Linked DNA regions of Mus musculus: region 1 is linked to region 2. Evidence: chromatin loops called from intact Hi-C (ENCODE). Cell type or tissue: gastrocnemius. All regions are shown on one strand. Each heading gives the region's core, and the rest is flanking DNA. Links, peaks and the distances in the headings are about the cores only.

Region 1 (4,399 bases), core at 123-4,122, 260 kb after region 2:
AGGTGTGCGTTAGTACAACTTTTACCAGCTTAACTAGTTTTAAGTGTAGAGGTCACCATATGGAGAACACTCACACCTATTGTGAAACCATCACCAATATCCAGCCCCACAATCCTTTTCGTCTTCCCAATCTGAAACTGTCCTGAAATAATACTAACTTCCAATTTCTCCAACTGTAACCTCCCAGCAACCTCCGTTCTGCTTCCTCTTTCTAGGAGTCTGACTGCTCGAAGAACCTTCTGTAGGTAGAACCATACTGTATCTATTGTTAGCAGAATGTCCTCGGGGCTGATCGATTCAGAGTGTGTGTCAGAGTCAACCTCCCCAACCCTGTTTCTTTTGTGCTTTTGTGGTTTTGTGGTTGTGTGTGTGTGTTGCTAGTATCAAACACAAAACCTTGTGCTTACTAGACAACGTATTCCTTCAGTGAGCTACAACCCCAGCAACCTCCTTACTACCTAAAACCAAGCAGTCTCCCATGGAAGGAGAGGGTTTAGCAGTTAATAACACTTGCTGCTCTTCCTGAAGACATAGGTTCAATTCTCAGTGCCCACATGGCAGTCACAACCACCTGTAACTCCAGTTCCAACAGATCTGACACTCTATTCTGCCCTCCATTTGGCGTCAGGCGCACATGTGGTGTGCAAACATACACGCAAGGCGAAACACCCACACACATAAAATAGAAATAAATCTTTAGTGGTGCATACCTTTAATCCTAAAACTCAGGAGGGAGAGGCAGTGAGATCCTGTCTCAAAAAAGCAAGACAAATGAAAAAGTATTCTATAATTTGCATTTTTCAGTCTATTCATTCACCCATCAACAGAATTTTGGCTACTGTGCCCAATGCTGCTATCAGCATAACCGTACAGACAATTTTTCAACACCCTGTTTTCAGTTCTTCAGGGGATATACACAGAAGTGTCATTGCTAAATCATATGCCAGTTCTATTTTTAATCTTTCAAGGAACTACCAACCTTTTTCCATTCTGACCGGCACAGACGAGCAGTTTTTCCACGCCCTCGACACACTACCTCCTGATTGTTTGGACAGTAGGGCATCTGAAAGGTGTCAACTCCAGTATCATTTGTTTTTTTCTTGCCCAGTTCTTATTGTTTTAACTATAGATTTGTAGTCATTTTTACTAAAATTTTGATGCATTTGTTTATTGTAGTGTATGTGGGGGTGGTGGTGATGGGGGGGCCGTCAAAAGGACAACTTTCAGGAATCAGTTTTCAACTTTTAGCGTGATTCATATAGATCATGTTCCTTAGATCAAAATCAAGATGTCAAGCTTGGCAGCAAACACCTTGACCCGCTAAGCAATCTTGCCAGCAGGCTTCATAATGTCTTAATATCTAGTATCTCTTCTGTCTATATAGTTCTTTAGTAAAATTGTTTTTATTTACTTTTGTTGTTCTGTTGTTATTGTTTTTAACAGCATCTCTCTGTCTAGCCTTAAAACTTTTTATTTATTTATGCTTATGTATGTGTGGATGGGTGGGGGTCAAAAGACTGTGAGCTCATTCTTATCCTATGGGATCTGACGAACAAACTCAAGTCCTTAGATTTGATGGTGAGCACGTTTACCCACTGAGCTATCTCACTAGCTCCACCCAGCTGGCCTCAGAATCCCAGCTCTCCTGCCTCAGTCTTCCAAGGAGTATACTACCATGCCCCTCACCATGCCTAGCCCCTCATCAAAATATTATTTGCTATATCCTCATTTATTTGTTTCAGATGCACCCAAGAATTGTTTTTTACATCTCTATATTTTATAGGAATTTTGTCTATATACTTTTGAAGTTTTGGTTGGGATTACCTTTATCGTAACAATTTAGAATGCACATTTTAAAAAAATAAATTCTTTTTTTTTTATTTTTAGTTTTGTATATGGGTGTGGGTGTAGGTATATAGAGACCAGGTGTGGGTGTAGGCATATAGAGACCAGAGGCCAACGCTTGGCAGTTACTTTTCTCTGACCATGTGAGTCTTAGAGATCAAATGAAGGCCGTCATACACGGCTGGAAGTGCTTTGACCTGCTGAAGCATCTCTCCAGCCCTACGATGTACTTTCTTATTTTTTTTTAAAGACTTATTTTATTTATATAAGTACACTGTAGCTGTCTTCAGACACACCAGAAGAGGGCATTGAGTCCCATTATAGATGGTTGTGAGCCACCATGTGGTTGCTAAGAATTGAACTCAGGACCTCTGGAAGAGCAGTCAGTGCTCTTAACCACTGAGCCATCTCTCTAGCCCTATGATGTACAAAAAAAAAAAAAAAAAAAAAAAAGATAGGGTCTTACTCTGTAATCCTAGCAGGTCTGAATGAATATTTTAAAAACGCAATTCTAATTTTCCCCTCTCAATCTTCTGTTAACTCTCTGGACACATACATTTATGTTTCTTTTTTTTTTTATTTTCCTGGTTACACACAAACAATGCTAAAACTTTGTTGCTTTGTGCATGGGCTTTAAAAAATTGTGTATTTTATTTATTTATTTATTTGTTTGTTTGTTCGTTTGTTTGTTTGTTTGTTTGTTTAATGCATATGAGTATACTGTAGCTGTCTTCAGACACACCAGAAGAGGGCATCAGATCCCATTACAGATGGTTGTGAGCCACCATGTGGTTGCTGGGAATTGAACTCAGGACCTTTGCAAGAGCAGTCAGTGCTCTTAACCACTGAGCCATCTCTCCAGCCCAAAATTGTGTATTTTTTGACAGTCAGTGTTTTTAAGATGAAAACTCTATGTGGTGTGTATAAGAGAATGTTATAATTGTCCTCTCCTTTCTTTCTTCTGTCTGTCTGTCTGTCTGTCTGTCTGTCTTCCTTTTGTTTTTCCATCTGTATGCTTGTTGCGATAGAGTCTCTCTGCATAGGCTGGCTGTCCTGTAATCCAATATTTAGACCAGGCTGGCCTCAAACCCACAGAGATCCTCCTACTTCTGTCTCCCAAATACTAGAATTACGGATGGCTAATTGTCCACTTTGTAAAGCAAAACAATGCTATATTGAAAGGAAGATGATTTTTTGCAGGCAAGAAGACTCTGTGTGTGTGTGTGTGTGTGTGTGTGTGTGTGTGTGTTGATAATGATCTTGTCTTGCTCTGTAGCCAAGACTAATTTGGGCTTGTAATAAAAGTATTTTTTTCTTTTTTTTCTTTTCTTTTATTAGGTATTTTCCTCATTTACATTTTCAATGCTATCCCAAAAGTCCCCCATACCCACCTCCCCAATCCCATACCCACCCACTCCCCCTTTTTGGCCCTGGCGTTCCCTGTACTGGGGCATATAAAGTTTGCAAGTCCAATGGGCCTCTCTTTGCAGTGATGGTCGACTAGGCCATCTTTTGATACATATGCAGCTAGAGACAAGAGCTCCGGGGTACTGGTTAGTTCATATTGTTGTTCCACCTATAGGGTTGCAGTTCCCTTTAGCTCCTAAAAGTATTTTTCCAAGTACTTACATTACAGGTGTGTACTCCCAGGTCCAGTGAGAACTGGGTTTAAATCTCAGGTCTGCTACTCACCAGATGCATGACCTGAAGAAGACATGAGTCCATTGCTTGGTATGCTAGCCTCCAATAAATTGTGGCTACTACTGTTAGAGTTCTCTTTATTTCCATTATTTTGTTTTGTTTTGTAGTCACACAATGATATGACCAAGAATTAATGGTAACATTAACTTTTTCTTCCCAATATTTCTATCTCTTAATTCTGATTCATGTCTTCTTGAGTTAACCAGAAAAGCCAGCAGTGCGATGCTGTGGAGTTATGCTGACTTGGTCTTGTGAGGTATTCTATTTTGGAAAGAAATGCAGTAACTGTTCACTGTAAAGTATAAATAACATTGGTTGTACTGTGGATACTGTATGTTAGATAAGTAAGTATTTCAGTTCTTATGTTTTAAAATTTGAAATCAGTTACTTGGGAAGATATACCCAAGCTAGAAAATATTATTTGACAAGTTACGATGTTAATGTTATCCAAAAGAAAGGACAAAAATAAAAAATCATCTTGTCTTTTCCCTTCCTTCCATCCTTCCTTTTTCTTCCTTCCTCCCTTTTCCTTCTTCCCTTTTCCTTCCTTCCTTCCTTCCTTCCTTCCTTCCTCCCTTCCTCCCTCCCTTTTCCTTCCTTCTTTCCCCTTTTCCTTTCTTTTTTCTAGAGTCTCTTTATGTGGTCCTGTCTGCATTGGAACTTACTATGTAGCCCTGGATGGTTTTGAACTCACAAAGATCTGCCTGCCTCTGCCTCCCAAGTGCTAGGATTAAAGGCACGACATGCCATCCCAGGACCCATCCTATCTTGAAACAGAGGTTAGTATTTCATCCACAAATGGATCTCTGTGTGGAGTATTCATGAGCCTTCCTACAGATTTGAATACAGGAAT
Region 2 (4,399 bases), core at 199-4,198:
TGCAGGTTCCTCATTAGGCAGAAATAATATCATAATCCTATGTTCCTTGCACATGATCCAGATGAATTCTCCCTCTATTCCTGCTTCTCACACGAGCTGGTGCACACACACACACACACACACATACACATACACACACACACACACACACACACACACACAAGCACACGCACACGCACACACACACACCACTGCTACTACACCAGTAGAGACTCTTTGCCCCCCTTCCCAATAAAGGATATGCACTTTCCAGGGGGGCTCAAAGGGTCTAATTCTGAAACATAAATAGTGTGTATATGCTGGATCAGTTCAGAATCTATTATATCCAAAGGAAAAATTGTGGATCTATTTCTAAAAGTTTCCTAGTCACTTCTGAAGATAAATTTTGCATTTAAGAAAAAACTCAGAGTAGAGAGCTAGAAAGATGGCTCAGCAGTTAGTTGTGCTTACTGTTCTTGCAGAGGACCTGGGTTCAAGTCCTAGCACCCACATGGCTACTCACAACCATCTGTAACTCCAGTTCCAGGGGATCTGACGCCCTCTTCTGACTTCCACAGGTACCACGTATGCCCATGATACACATGCATACATGCTGGCAAACCATTTTTTGTGCATAAACAAACAAAGCCAAATAAAGTAAATAAAATTAAAAAAGAAAAAACAAGTAGGAATAGGAGATGTAGCCCAGGAAAGTACATGCCTACCACCTTCGGGACCCTAGGCTGAACCCTTAACACTGTAAAAATAATAATAATAATAATAAATTTTAAATATTAAAATGAATCAGAAGCCAGGCATGGTGGTACATGCCTTTAAACTTAGCACTTGGGAGGCAGAGACGGTAAATCTCTCTGAGTTTGAGGCCAGCCTGGTTTACATAGTGAGCTCTAGGCTCCTCAAGGCTACAGAGCAAGATCACATCTCAAAAGACACAAAAAATAAACCACAGTAATCCTTTGCGTTTGCTGTCTTGCTTTATAACTGCATTGTCTGATATGAGCGTATTTGTAACTGCAGGTAACAGAACACTGAAAATTAGAGTCCTTGGAGAAATAGCAGCCACCTAACTCAGTTAGCCAATGAGAGCATGTAACAAGGGTACCAAGTCAACTGGGGCAGGACTGGCCTTCACCTTCAACACCACTCAGTGTTCGTATCTCTCACTGCGCAACGAGTTTTGTTTGGTTTTTCATTTAAGAAAAGCAGACTTGAGGGACCTGGGGAAACAGCTCAGTATGTAAAGTGCTTGCACGATCCCCTGCACCCCCATAAGAGCTAAGTGCAGTGCTGCGCCTGTGATCCCAGGACTGGGGATGAAGAGGCAGCGGGATCATTGGGGCTTGTTCCCAAGGTCTGTCAAAAATGGAGCTCCAGATTCACTGAGAGGCCCTCTCTCTAAAAAGTAAGGAGGATGGAGCTGAAGGTTTTGAGCATCAGCTGCTCATCCAGAGGACCTGGGTCCAAGTCCCAGCATCCAACATGGATGCTCACAACCATCTGTAATTCTAGTTCTTGGAGATCCAATGTCCTCTCCTGGCCTTCAGGGTCATCAGGAATGTATGTGATGCAAAGACACTCGAGCATGCAAAACACCCATATATATAACAATAAGTGTGTGTGTGTGTATGTGTGTGTGTGTGTGTGTGTGTGTGTTTTAATGAGGAAAGTAGTTGAAGAAGATGCTCAGTGTCACTCTCAGCTCCCCAGGCACTAACACATATGCAGAGGGACACACACCTGTGCTTGCACACAGAGAAGTAGATCTGAATATATGAGTGCCCACCGGTGGCCAGCCAGGGATGCTCTCTGCAGCCACACCTCAGTACAATGATCACAGCATGGGACATGGATGCCACTGGGGTCCATTCTGAAGGACAGCTCTGTTTCCTGCCTCTGGCCAGCATCTGTGGTCAGGCAAAGCTACGAGGAAATACAATGAAGGTCAGTTTAACAAAGACCCCAGTGTGGGTGAAATTTAACACCACAGGAGACAGACTGTGGGAGGAGGAAGAGGAGCCCAGAGCCCCAGGCTCTGTGGAAGAAATGGGGAAGGGTCAGAGAGGGAACTGGAAAGAAGCCTGATCCCACTGCAACCTCTACAGCCAGACTGCTGGAGACTTCCGAAAATGAGGCACACCAGGCACAGACAGTGGTAAGTGCTTGCCATTCTAGCTCCTTGGTATCCCGAGACTAGAAGAGGAGGAGGAGGAGGAGGAGGAGGAGGAGGAGGAGGAGGAGGAGGAGGAGGAGGAGGTGTCCAGCGTTCAGAGTTTAGGACCAGCCTACTTTTTTTACACAGTAAAAAAGTCTCTCTAAAAATATGTGTGAACATACACCACACACACACATGAGAGAGAGAGAGAGAGAGAGAGAGAGAGAGAGAGAGAGAGAGAGAAATACAGATACACAGAGACAGACAGACAGACAGAAAGCCAGAGAGAAAGAGAATGACACCCACTGCCCCGGGGGGAGGGACATCTGGCCACAGTAGGTCCTTTTCCAATGAGTGACATTTCCTTGACGTGTCTGAGCTGACAAATGCTCTGCCACAGAACCTGACAATGGAGCAGACTCCTCCTCCGAGGAGCGGATGCCCTCCCTGGCAACTGGTGGTTTTGGCTCTCACAGGTCTGGGGGAAACCACAAGGCTAGTTTCTGTTTAGTTCAGGCTACCGCTAGGTGGAGAGGGTGGCTCTCTTCCTGGCTTTTTCAGCCCCTGGTACATGCTGTCACAGGAGAAGCTTAGAGCCAGGATAGGGGCTATCTATCCCTTGGTCACGAATGTCTTGAAGACTGGAAAGGTTTTAATTTATATTTCCTCTACCCTTACTCCCCCTCCCCGCCCCCCAAGAAGCTTTTCTGGAGCAAATAAGGCCACATCGCATCAGTGTCCTGAGGAAGAGTCATGCAGATTGGGTGTACTCAGACCATAGACCCTCCAGGCATGTGGGAGTCGGGGGTGGGCAGAAGATGGGCAAGCCAGGAGTGTTTGCAGGCTGGGTGGGAGGGCATGTTAAGGGTGATCGGAGCATGAGGTCAGCTGCAGCTGATAGAGGCTGCTGGCAAGAATTGCTCTCCCACTCACCCTCATCGGTTGCCCATGGAGGCTGGGTGGTTTTGATGCACCCAATCAGCTGGTGGATCCATGTTATGGCCCCCTTCTTCTGGCATCACACTCATCTCTCTTTCATACTTCCTTGTACCCTGGCTTCCTCTTATCCCTCCCATACCTATGTGCACCCCCTCCTCCAATCTCCTTCCTTAGCCCCCGTGTCCTTGCGAAATAGGAACACACTGATGGTTGAGTGCACCCTGCAGCTGGCTCAAGGCTCCCCACCCTAATGGAGGACAAGCTACCTGTTGACCCCTATATCCTGATCTAACTTTCTGATACTTTGTTAGCTCGGCGTGAGGGCACCCAGAATAAAGTGAAACGTCACATAGGTCATATGCAGTTTTTCAGAAGCAAGTGGAGAACTGCCTTTCCTTTCTACCAAGTTTGGTTGTCAACCCTGATGCTGCTGTTAGCAGGATTGTGGACGTAATGGCTGCAGCTTGGGCAATCATTTTGACCTACGCAGTATGTGTCCAAGGGTATTTGCATGGCCCCGCCCCCATCACTTCAAGTCACTAATGAGTCTTTGAGAGACTCATTTGACCACAACCATAGTCTTTGGTCAGGAAGAACTTCGATCTAGTTGAAATGAGTCTCACCAAGTTTCACACCGTCTTGTTGCAGAGATTACAGTGCCCTGACATTTTACCCGCTTGGCTAGGCCGGGCCCATTGTGCCGATGTTCCTGCTTCTAGTCGCTTTCAGGCACAGCCCACAGCAGCACATTGCTCTGTGCCTTGCATCATGGGCCTCTCACCGTCTGCCCCGGGGCTTCCCTGTTGTGGAAGATCAAGGCGCCGTGGGACCCACTACCTAAGCAGGTACACTGAGTTCAGGTCAGACTTGTGGGGCCATGGGCAAGTGGACAGAGAAGGAGGCTGGCTGCTTCATGGGTGGCCGAGCACAGCACAGATGCCCCTGCAACTATTTCCTGGTCTGGCCTCCTCTCTCAGGAGAGAGCAGACTAAGTGTGCACGCAGACTCTGCCTATCATAACGTCAATCTGAGGAAGACTTGACCAGGCAGACAAATTTTCCTTCTCCGTGCTACTGTGGCAAGCCCCAGGGCTTTTTCTGGTGGTCTCACATGAAGCAAAGCAATTAGTTTTACTCATGAGAAGCTGAGGCTAGCCCGGTAATCATCCCCTTTTTTTATCCAGCATCCTGGACACTCCTACTAGCTTTCAGAGCTCTGCCGATTCCATAAACTTAAGACAGGGAGACGTATGGAGAACTGAAGGAACCCCATGCTGAAGAAGCCCCCTCCCTCCAAGAGAGCAATATT

What was found. A loop is a pair of places that touch in the nucleus more often than their neighbours do. Peaks named below come from ENCODE experiments on the same cell type or tissue, not always from the same donor. Only the 100,000 strongest peaks of a DNase experiment are listed, where the experiment ranks them.
Region 1: a loop joins it to region 2, with 2.1 times the contacts of the local background. A loop is called at or near these places in 2 of 42 quality-filtered maps.

The regions. Positions count from the first base shown.
Region 1 is chr13:37,803,232-37,807,630 of GRCm38, forward strand. It overlaps a transcript of Rreb1 not described here. Among named protein-coding and RNA genes, the nearest start is that of Gm46411, 5.9 kb to the left of the region's middle. In gastrocnemius, for the core only: no CTCF peak of the experiment used is centred there; no DNase peak of the experiment used is centred there.
Region 2 is chr13:37,539,257-37,543,655 of GRCm38, forward strand. It overlaps Lncbate6 (a long non-coding RNA gene), which reads left to right and starts at 880. Exons shown (of 3, transcript XR_382205.2): 1 at 880-2,152; 2 at 3,740-3,936. In gastrocnemius, for the core only: a CTCF peak has its summit at 2,678; a DNase peak (open chromatin) is centred at 2,643; H3K4me3 peaks cover 498 bases; H3K27ac peaks cover 1,846 bases.